Linked DNA regions of Mus musculus: region 2 is linked to region 1. The links are chromatin loops, found by intact Hi-C in ENCODE. Cell type or tissue: gastrocnemius. All regions are shown on one strand. Each heading gives the region's core, and the rest is flanking DNA. Links, peaks and the distances in the headings are about the cores only. Region 1 holds the start of Gm45086 (a long non-coding RNA gene). Region 2 holds the start of Gm51447 (a long non-coding RNA gene).

What was found. Hi-C counts contacts between places; a loop is a spot of excess contacts. Peaks named below come from ENCODE experiments on the same cell type or tissue, not always from the same donor. Only the 100,000 strongest peaks of a DNase experiment are listed, where the experiment ranks them.
Region 2: a loop joins it to region 1, with 6 times the contacts of the local background. A loop is called at or near these places in 4 of 42 quality-filtered maps.

The regions. Positions count from the first base shown.
Region 1 is chr7:48,747,112-48,752,490 of GRCm38, forward strand. It overlaps Gm45086 (a long non-coding RNA gene), which reads right to left and starts at 1,080. Exons shown (of 3, transcript XR_001778121.1): 1 at 897-1,080. RefSeq lists an enhancer at 1,890-3,869. In gastrocnemius, for the core only: a CTCF peak has its summit at 2,268 (motif pointing right); DNase peaks (open chromatin) are centred at 2,314, 2,961 and 3,602; H3K4me3 peaks cover 745 bases; H3K27ac peaks cover 395 bases.
Region 2 is chr7:49,436,381-49,441,759 of GRCm38, forward strand. The region is part of intron 6 of Nav2 (neuron navigator 2); the gene reads left to right. Gm51447 (a long non-coding RNA gene) reads right to left here and starts at 1,926. Exons shown (of 2, transcript XR_003946638.1): 1 at 1,575-1,926; 2 at 1-168. In gastrocnemius, for the core only: a CTCF peak has its summit at 2,965 (motif pointing left); a DNase peak (open chromatin) is centred at 2,957; H3K27ac peaks cover 465 bases.

The DNA of each region.
Region 1 (5,379 bases), core at 204-5,203:
AACAAAGCTGCCCACTCTCTCCCTATGTATTCAATATAGTGTACCTGAAGTTCTAACCAGAACAATAAGACAACTAAAGGAGATCAAGGGGATACAAATTGGGGGTGGGGGTGGGGGGGAAAGTATGGCTATTTGCTGATGAAATGATAGTTACATATATGAACCAAAAAAATTCTACCAGAAAACTCAGACAGCTGATAAACACCTTCATCAAAGTGTCTGGATATAAAATTAACTCAAAGGAATCAGTAGTTCTCCTTTATACAAATAATAAATGGGTCCAGAGCAAGAAATTAGGAAAACAGCACCCTTGTACAATAGCCATGTACAATATAAAACATCTTGGTGTAACTCCAACCATCAAGTGAAAGATCTGTATAACAAGAACTTCAAGTCCCTGAAGAGAGATATTGAAGAAAATATCAGAAAATGAAAAGATCTCCCATGCTAACGGAGTGAAGATGGCCATCTTATTAAAAGCAATGTACAGATTCAATGCAATCTCCATCAAAATGCCAACACAATGCTTTATAGACCTTGAAAGAGCAGGTCTCAACTTCCTATGGAGAAAAAAAAATCCTGAACAATAAAAGAACTTCAGGAGGAATCACCATGCCTGACCTCAAGCTGTATTACAGAGCAACAGAAATTAAAAACTTCCTGGTATTGGTAAAGAAACAGACATGTTGATGAATGAAATCTAATCAAAGATCTAGAAATGAACCCAAGACCTAGGAACACTTGATTTTTTGATAAAGAAGCCAAAACCAAACAATGATAAAAGAAATTATCTTCAACAAATGGTGGTGGTCTAACTATATGTCTATATGTAGAAGAGTAAAAACAGATCCATATTTATCACCCTGCACAAAATTGAATGGAAATCTGCAACTTACAGGGGTGAGGAGGTGGGGAGCATCTCCAGGAAATGGCCATCCAACAAGGGCTCAAGTTGAGACCCATACCATGGGTAAGCACCAATCCCCGACACTATTATTTATACTCTTATTCTGCTTGATGTTGTCCTCTGAAAAGCTTCACCCAGCAGCTTACTCAGACAGATGCAGACACCAACTGCCAAACAGTGGATGGAGCTTGGGGACTCTTATGGAAGAATAGGAAGAGGGATTGCATGCCCCAACGGGTATAGAACTCCACAGGAAGACCAACAGAATCAACTAACCTGAACCCTTAGGGCTCTCAGAGACTGAACTATCAATCAAAGAACGCACACGGGCTGGACCTAGACCTGCCCCACCCCGCTCCCATATATGTAGCAGATGTGCAACTTGGTCTTCAGGTGAGTCCAGTACAACTGGAGTGGAGCTATCCCAAAAGCTGTTGCCTGAATGTGGGATATGTTCTTCTAGCTGGGCTGCCTTGTCTGGCCTCCGTGGAAAGAGAAGCATCTAGCTTCACAGAGACTTGAAGTGCCAGGGTGGAGGGGATACCCAGGGGGGCTCCTACCTGCTCAGAGAAGAGGGGATGGGGGAAGGATAGGGGCAGTGAGTGGGATGTAAAGTGAATAAAAAATAAAATAAAATTTTAAAAAATTTGAATGATACAGTTCAAACTACCAGGTACAAAAGATGCTGGGTTAGTCCTGTTATTCTGCCTCAAATTTCATTGCCAAGTTTCAGGTTAAATTTAAGACCTCCACCAAAAGTTTCATCATCATGTATAGAGCTGCGTAAGAAAAACCTTATTATTATTATTGTATTTTAATTGAGCCATAAAAGTTGTACATATTTATAGGATGCCATATAACACCCAAATATATAGATCTTTTACATGGTGCTCTAATTCGGACAAGTGTACCTATTTCCTAAAACATTTCTTTATGAAAAAATTTTCCTTTAGATTTTTGAAAATGTATTACCATTTTCTATAACCACCCTACTGTGTGCTGGCACACCAACACTCACTCTTATCTAACTGTAACTTAGTACCCACTGGTCATAATTTCCTTTCCTTGTTACTTCCCCCATTTGACTCTCAGTGGTTAAAAGATTAGCTTTTGTAAAATTCACATGAGATTATGTGCCATTTGTGTTTCTGTGTCTCTTTTTAGTAAGAATTGAATTGAATTGGGTGATTGGGTGATTGATTGATTGATTGATTGATTGATTGATTGATCGATCGATTGATTACTTTTGGGGATCCTAACACTGTGAGAACAAAGAGCAAGCTCGGATTCTCAAAGGCAATCACATTTTTTACAAGGTTTGTAAAAGCGATGTGACGCTACCATATTTGAACACTAGATGGCAGTCAATGGTGCTAAAATCTTGTAATCCTTAAGTAGCCTGCTTTGGCAGCGCGCAGGGGTTCCCTGCAGCAACTGAACAGTCATCTTGATCGTCTTAACTGTCCCGTTCTCTTCCTGGGCGTCTCCAAAACCTCTGAAACCTGGTTTAGGGGTACAAATCTCCATGATCAAGCAGAGCTGAAACTGCTCAACATACAGTTGACGCTTAGTCTAGGATGGAGCAGAGAGGAGGGCTGACACCAGGAAGCAAAATAAAAGCCAAGGCTCCCTGCTCGTCTGCGATTGAGGGAAGCCCCAGACCGCACCTCTGCTGCTGCTGCTTCTCTGGCAGAACACATGCCTTTCATGAGCACTGCCCACCGCTGAAAGCCTATCAAATCGGAGGGGGCTGTCACGGCTTTTGTAGTTCTCTCGTCTTTGGAATCAAACCATGGAGACCGGCTGCCTCAACATCTGTCTCAACAGATGGCTTGCCACACAGTGTCTCTGAATCTCAGGGCGCCTCGGTCCGGGACCTCCATGTCACTCTCTTCCCAGAAACCTTCAAAAGTGACTCCACCTAGTGAGGCCTGCCAGCCTAGTAGGGCCAGGGTGGGGCAGGGAAAGTGTTAACGACCCCTGGGTGGGTGTGGGAGGGGTAGTAATGGTGCCAAGGTGGGGCAGGGTGTGTCTGAACGCTTTAGAACAGGGCTGGGTAGGGATGGCCTCTGTGGCCCTGCAGTGTTAAACTTTCCCACAAGAGGGCGCTAATAGACTTCTTTCACGTGGATCCACCTTAAAGTTCTGTTGGCCCAGCTGTGTGTCCCTATGATCATGTTTGTGGGGCCTTTTGTGTTTGCCCTTCGAGTTTAAAAAGGTGTTTTTCTATTTATCAAAGATATTGCACTCACAGGGAACCTATCTCTTCTGGTACTTAGCACCCTGTGCCCTGCGGTATTGGGTTGACTTCTGTCTCCACTGACCTTTGATCTACCAGAACATACATTAATATTTCCTTGATCATAAATAACACTGCACTTGGCAATGACCCCATAGACTTTTCAGCCAATTGGGTAAACTTAAAGTTTGGAACACCGAAAAAGGCTGGTCAGAGTTTATTTAACACAATAAAAGGGAGGGTGGGTTGGTGATTAACTTGGCTCTAATTAGAGGAAGTTGTGGCATAATGGAGAAAGGGCAGCCACCGAACACAGTTGTGTAAGCCCTGGTGCTGGCAGTTTCTAGCTGAGTGTGGTGTCTGCCTGTCTCAGCTAAGCTCACAATGTCAGCCACCAGTGGGCACGCAGAGGGCAGCAATTAAATGGAGCGTGATCATACCTGTGGCCAGGGTGGTTAGCTTGAGACCCCATTCTACCCACCCTTGTACTGACAGTGCCCCTCCCCCGCGTTGTTCAATGTGTAGTTGAAAGAGGACCTGGGGAGTCCCTGAATATGTCCCTTAAATAAGAAGGAGGACCAGAAGTCAGTGCTGGGAGCTGGGGAAGGAACCAGGAAACTGAGAGCAAGCTGGGTATACTAGACAGAAGCTGGGCAGAGGGGTCACTGAAGGATAATGCATTTGTGATGGCTATCCCAGACTCAGGCTCAGGCAGACTCACTAACTGCCAGGGGTAGACATATTTGAATTTTCTCTTTCCTTCTTCCTTTCTTCCTTCCTTCCTTCAATCCTTTCTTTCTCTGTTTTTGTTTTGTTTTTATTTTTGTTTTGTTTCTCAATCTACGTTTTCTCTATGTAGTCCTGATTATCCTGGAACTCACTCTGTAGACCAGGCTGAGCTCAAACTCACAAAAATCCGACTGCTTCTGCCTCTGGAGCCCTAGGAGTAAAGACGTGCGCCACCATCAACCAGTCTTTTTTTTTTTTAATACAATATATTATGATCATATTTCCCCTCCCCCATCTTCTTCCAGCTTCTCTACCACCCCCAACCCACCCAACTTTATGCCTTCTTTATCTGTCTGTCTGTCTGTCTCTTTGCCTGTCTATCTATCTCACTCTCTTCCTTCCTTCCGCCCTCTCTCCTTCCCTCCCTATCAGTCAAACTTTATGCCCACTGCCCCTGTGTGGAGGCCAGAGTTCAGTCTCCAGTATTATCTTAGGTGCCCTCCACCTTGTTTTTTGCCACGGGGTTTCTCTCTTGGCCCAGCGCTCTCTAATTCAGCTGGGCTGACCGGCCAGTGGGTCCTAGAGATGTTCCTGTCCTCCCCTCCCCAGCACTGAGGTCAGAAAGGCGTGCCACCAAGCCCAGCTTGCGAGGTGGGTACTAGGAATCAACTAAAGAGTACTTTATATTGGGGCTGGAGAGATGGCTCAGCGGTTAAGAGGGCCGACTGCTCTTCTGAAGGTCGTGAGTTCAAATCCCAGCAACCACATGATGGCTCATAACCATCCGTAATGAGATCTGATGCCCTCTTCTGGGGTGTCTGAAGACAGCTACAGTGCACTTATGTATAATAAATAAATAAGTTAAAAAAAAAAGAGTACTTTATATTTATTTGCATTCCAGTCATTGCCCCCACCTCGGTCCTCCCTCCCATAGTTCCTCACCCCATTCCTACTCACCCCTGGCCTCCAAGAGGGTGCCATACACACCCCAGACCTCCCCCTTCCTTGGCGCCTCAAGTCTCTGAAGGATTAAGCTCATCCTCTCCCACTGAGGCCAGACCAGACAGACCTCTGCTATATATGTGCCAGGGACCTCGGACCAACCCTGTATGCTCCTGGTTGGCGGCTCCGTCTCTTGGAGCTCCCTGGGATCTGGGTCAGTTGAGACTGCTGGACTTCCTATGGGGTTGCTCTCCCCTGAAGCTTCCTTCCCCTAACTCAACCATAGGTGTCCCCAACTTCAGTCCAATGGTTGGGTGTAAGTATCTGCTTCTGTCTCCGTGAGCTGCTGGTAGGGCTTCTCAGAGGACAGCTGTGCCAGGCTCACGTCTGTAAGCACATCATAGCATCAATAATGTCAGGCCTCAGTGCTCTCCCAGGAGATGGATCCCAAGTTGGGACGGTCATTGGACCCTCTTACCTTCAGTCTTTTCTCCATTTTTGTCCCTGCAGTTCTTTTAGACAGGAAAACTTCTGGGTCAGAAATTTTGACTATGGGTTGGTA
Region 2 (5,379 bases), core at 116-5,115, 690 kb after region 1:
ACTGTCACTGAAGTGATTCTGACAGGGGGTGGGTGGGTGGGAGGGCGTCACTCGGGAGCTCCATGGGTGCTCGCATTGTACCCTGGGATCTGTTAGTTCCTCAGTTCTCTCCCGCTAGGTAAAGATCAGCAAACTGTCGAAAGTGAGGTGCGCTTTGGACCAGTGTTTCTGAAATAGGAAAGAAATAAGCCTGGAATTTATGTCTGGAATCTTAGGGATGCATCTGTCTCTTCCCTCCCAGAGTCAGTGTGTGTGTTGGGGTGCGGGGAGAGATGGGTGACCCTTGTGTGCTTCTGAATAGCTTGGAAAAGACTGCCTGCTTTCAAACAGCCACGGCTTTGAGCAAATATTTACATTCCACTTAAATACAATTGGACTTTAAAAATCTGTGCTGCTTAGGACTAAAACATTTCATGACTGAAAGAGAGAGACTTTTAAATGGAGTATGTTAGGACGCCTGACTCCCTCTTTTCACTTCCAGGAGGCCTGCTCTCTTCTGATCCGTATGTCCTCGTACCCTGGTGCAGATGTGCTTTAAATGAGTGTTTCCATCAATGGATATACAAATGAGTATATTCCAATGACCGTCATCGTGAAAACACCCCTTTAGTTTAACTGAAGATTTACACGCACACACACACCCTTGGGAACATGTTCTTGTGGGCTTGGAAAAAGAAGGTCACTAGGAGGGGACAACAGAAAGCATGGACAGTGAATGTTGCAGCATCTGGGGAGATGGCTCAGGGTAAGACCCTTGCTGTACAAGCATGAGCCCCTCCCTGAGTTTGAATCTCCAGTACCCAAGTAAAAAAGCTGGCATGGCCATACTCTAGAAAGTCTGGTGTTATGGGAGGCAGAGGCAGTATTGCTAGGACTTGCTGGTGCCAGCCTAGCTCCTGGCACAATGAGACACCCTACCTTACTTTATGAGAATAAGACAGAGTGATAACTGTGTGGCACTGAACATCTTCACCTGATCCATATTTATGCATTTCCAAGCTCTGTAAATGGATCTATATATATATATTATATGAATATATACATGCATGTACGAATATACATGCATATGTGTATATATGTATATATTATACATGTTATATAAGATATTATATGTATACAATACAAATTATATAATGTATAATATAAATTATGATTATATTATACATCATAATTAGTTTCATATATTCTATATAATATATTATATATGTTATATAAGATATTATACGAATTATGTAATATTACATAACAAAAAGAAGCAGACTTCTTCCTGTGTGTGGGGTTGTTGAGTAGACAGACACATGGTACATGGACATACATGCAGACAAAGCACTCATACTCATAATGTATATAATACATATGAAACTAATTATGATTTTATAATTAAAATACGCTAATAAAAACATAAAACTATTTTTAAATGTCCCAGGGACCCACACTGCTCCTAGTCCCTTCTGTGCCCCGTCAAACACCCTGCAAGGGCCCACACTTCATACACCCGGTACATTCAACCACACACTTACTTCCATGAGAGGGGAACTTACTGGCAACCCAGAGAAAAACTAGATTCAACAGACCTTCGGCGCAGTTTTACTCAAGGCGAGGGCAGGCCGTGTAATCTGAGTTGTCCAAGGGAGCGCGTGCATTCCTGGCTGCCGTTTGAAGAGTCTCCTCCTAAGCAGATCCCCGCCGGGTTTATTTGGTTTAGCTCCCACTCTGGGAAGCAGGCTTCTTTCTGTGCGTGGGGTTGTCGAGAGAGCAGCTCCTCCAGGATGCTGGCTGGACAGCTGCAGAATAGCTAGCATTTTTCTTTCCCCACCTCTGTATTGACAGCAGGTTTGAATCACTGGGGCCCTGTTTTATGTAACAGATCCAGGCCAGGAATCACTTGAAAAACATTTAGGATGCCTAATTGGATCTTGTTTTCAATGAAAGGGAGGCATTGCCTGGTACATTGTGTATTTTTGTGTTTGAGGCTTTATTAAGAACATAGAAAGGCCTCAATTTTCTGCCTTTCCTGTTTCCTGTTGATTTTTTTTTTTTAAAGAGGTGGGGGGTGCCTTCCCCAGTCAGGAATATCCCAGCAGCCCGCCACTTCCAACCACATCCTGGCACTTTCTCTTATAGAAACCTGTGGATGAATAAGCGTGGTTGTATCTCTTTTATAAAGGCAGACAGTGGGCCTGGTTTGACTTCCTGACTTCTTGAGGAATGGGCTACATGTATGCGAGGCTAGTATTAATTACAAATGGCACTGCCCTGTGATGAGCAGAGAAGAGAGGGCAAGCGTATGCCTCAGCCGGGACCATCACTAGGAGAGTGGTTAAGAGCCGGAAGAGGACGGTGACGTGTTGAGGGCGAGTCCCAGCTGTGCGAGCAGCAGCTGCTCTGACCTGCCACCGAGACACCTAGGTACTTGACAGGACCTGCCTGACCTCTGGAGAGCTGATGGAACAGTCTGGAAGGATGCTACAGGCTGCTTCCTCATCTTGCCAATGTGGAGGTTGTCTGTATTCTACCCTACCACCCTGAACAGGGAAGCTGACCTCCTAGAGTTCTGCAAAGTATTGACTCGCAGAGAGCATCTTGTCCTACGACAGCGTGTGGTTTATGTTTCCCTCCTTGTGTCTTCTCTCGCCGCCGTGTGTGTCACGTAGTGGCCGTTCCCTGGGGTCTGAGCAGCTGGCCCACATGGCTTGTCAAGGAGTTCCTCCAGCAGAGGTGACTCCCCCACCTAATCTCCTCACCCTCTTTCCAGAAACGGCTCTGGTCCTCTTCTTACCCCATGTCCCCCTCACTTCATAGCTTTGTCCCATGGGTCTGTTAGTTTTTACAAGTGACAGTGAGCCTGAGATATGTCACCTCCACATTGGACAGAGCTGGGCTTGCATTCTCCAGTTGTGTGATAACAAGGATTCAACAGCCCTCCTCCAGAAGACTCACTCCACAGTGCCCTCTGCAGGAGGAGAATGGCATGGTCAGGCCAGACTGCCCTAGTGTGGGACTGGTGCCAGGGTATCTTTCTCACCTTCATTTTCCCTTTTAATTCCCAAGTTGGGAGGATAAAAGGGCTGATAGGTCCCTGTCACTCCTTTAGGCACAGAGAGTTCAGCCACTTCGCTGGAACTAGAGGACTGTCAACCAAGATTGACTGAGTCAAGGGTCGGTTGGATATTATTTGGAACCATCTGCGTCTCCCTGGCTACTGAGGCACATTTAGGAAAGTATGAGAGAGCCAAGTCTACTAGCTCCCCCCCCCCCCGCCCCCGAGGATACTGGAAGTTCATATTGTAAGGTTTCCTCATTGTGGAAATAAATTCAGTCCGTGCAGCTGAATGAAAGGCGTGTGCTTGGTACTTGGGGACGAACGTTCCACTTGAGTAATACGTCCCATTTTTCATTATGCTTGGATGGAACAGAGAGACCCCTGGAATCCCTGGTTGTGATTAGTGTCGGGAATACGTTTGGCTGACCGATTCTTACCCTGATTAAGTACAGAATCTGTATATTTTGTTCTTGTGCATCTGATTTTCTTTTTACTGCTTTATGAAGAATAGATTCCCCAAAACTTCATGAAGGAGACAGAAAGTTACTGTTAATAGCTTAGATGAGTTTTTGATCCTCACTCATTCCCAAACTGAGGTCGCTCTGTCTGTGGTCACACCTGCGTACGTCAGCATTCTACCACTGAGTCAGGATGCCCGAGGTGAGCAAGAGGAAGGAAGAGTGGTTTGAGATGCTGGACGTGGGGATTTCAGTTCCCGGTCATTATTGTCCTCGGACCCAGGAAAGGCAGAGTAGAATGGTGGAGAGGGTGCATTGTCTCCCAGGACCCAGCAGACAGAGGTAGGGGAATGCAGGGCCAAGACAAAGCCATGGTGACCCACTCCCTTTGACCAGGTTCCAACTGCTCAGTCTCTGTGTCTGTCACTTTGCTGAGAGCTGAGCCCGGTGAAGGTTTAAACTATAGATTCATTGTTCTGAGCCTCAGCACCTGGAACAAAAGAAGATTGAGAATTAAAAGGCACAAGCCTAGGATGGGATGGCCTGGGATGGGATTGGGCGACGGCAAGGAACAAGCACCGTGCCCGTGATTGCCCTAGGATTCCAAGGGCAGACGGCCAAATTACCTGGAGCTGCAATCGTATCCCTGGTTGCCTAAAATCCAGAATCCATCAGTTGGGTTGGCAAAGCCCCTCTAGAACAGCATGCAAGAAGCTCAGTTACATGTAAAGTCTGGAAAGCTACAGCCCGGTCTGAGATTGGATCTCCAGGTTTCCCCGCTGTGGCTAGAAGCTCTATTCATCGTTGCGCACCCTCATTCTTGGAGAAAGGTTTTGAGATTCTCACCAGAACAAACCAGATGCTGCCAAGAGTGACTGAGTCATCACACCAGACAGTGAGCTGTGCACTACCTGAGCCGCCTCCAGCAAGCCTGGTAAGGTGGCCCAAGCGTGTGGGTGCTGGCTGAGAGGAGGAACAAAGAGAGGCTTGTCGGGCATCTGTAGTTAGCCCTGGATGCACAATGGTACTGACGACTGAAGAGAGGATCTAGGATGCCTCCTGGCCTTGCTCAGCTTATAACTGACAGTAATGGCACTGAAACAGGATATAACTCCACTCTGCTAATGTCAAGAAAGCTTGACACTGATGGAGGGTGAAGGTGTGTGTATGTGTGTGTGTGTACATTCACATGTATGTATGTATGTATATGTGTGTGTTTCATGCATGTGTGTATGTATGTGTGTGTGCATGCATATATATGTATGTATGTGTGCGTGCATGTGTGTGTTTGTATGTTTGCATGCATGTGTGTATATGTGCGTGTGTGTGTGTGTATGTGCGTGTGTGTGTGTGTGTGTGTATGTGTGTGTTCCTGCGTATACAGAAGTATTTCCATTCTGCAACACCGTTTTGCTCACTGTGAGAAGGCAGAGAGCTGTGCTCACTGTTGCTGGTGAGGGGAGTCTGCTAAGAAGAGCATTGACTTCAGGGTTCGGGTTCTTACCCAGTTCTTACTCAGCCTCATACCAGCTAGGACTTAAGGCAAGGTGCTTATATTGAAGCTGCAGCCAACTCATTTCGTAAGGTACTTGTATGAAATAATGAGTTGTCTTGTTGTTTGTTTTATTTGTGTGTGCATGTACATGTATGTAGAGGCCAGGGTTCAGAGGCCAGAGGTCAGTCTCCGGTTTTGTCCTCAAGTAGTTCACCTTGTTTGTTTTGAGGGTCTCTCAATGGCCTGGTTCTTACCAGTTCATCTCGGCTGGCTGGCCAGTGAGCCTTTGAGAGTTCTTGTGTTCTTTCCCAGGGCTGGGGTTATAGGTGAACACACAATGCCTGCCTCTTTTTCATGTGGGTATTAAATTTAGGTTCTCCTTG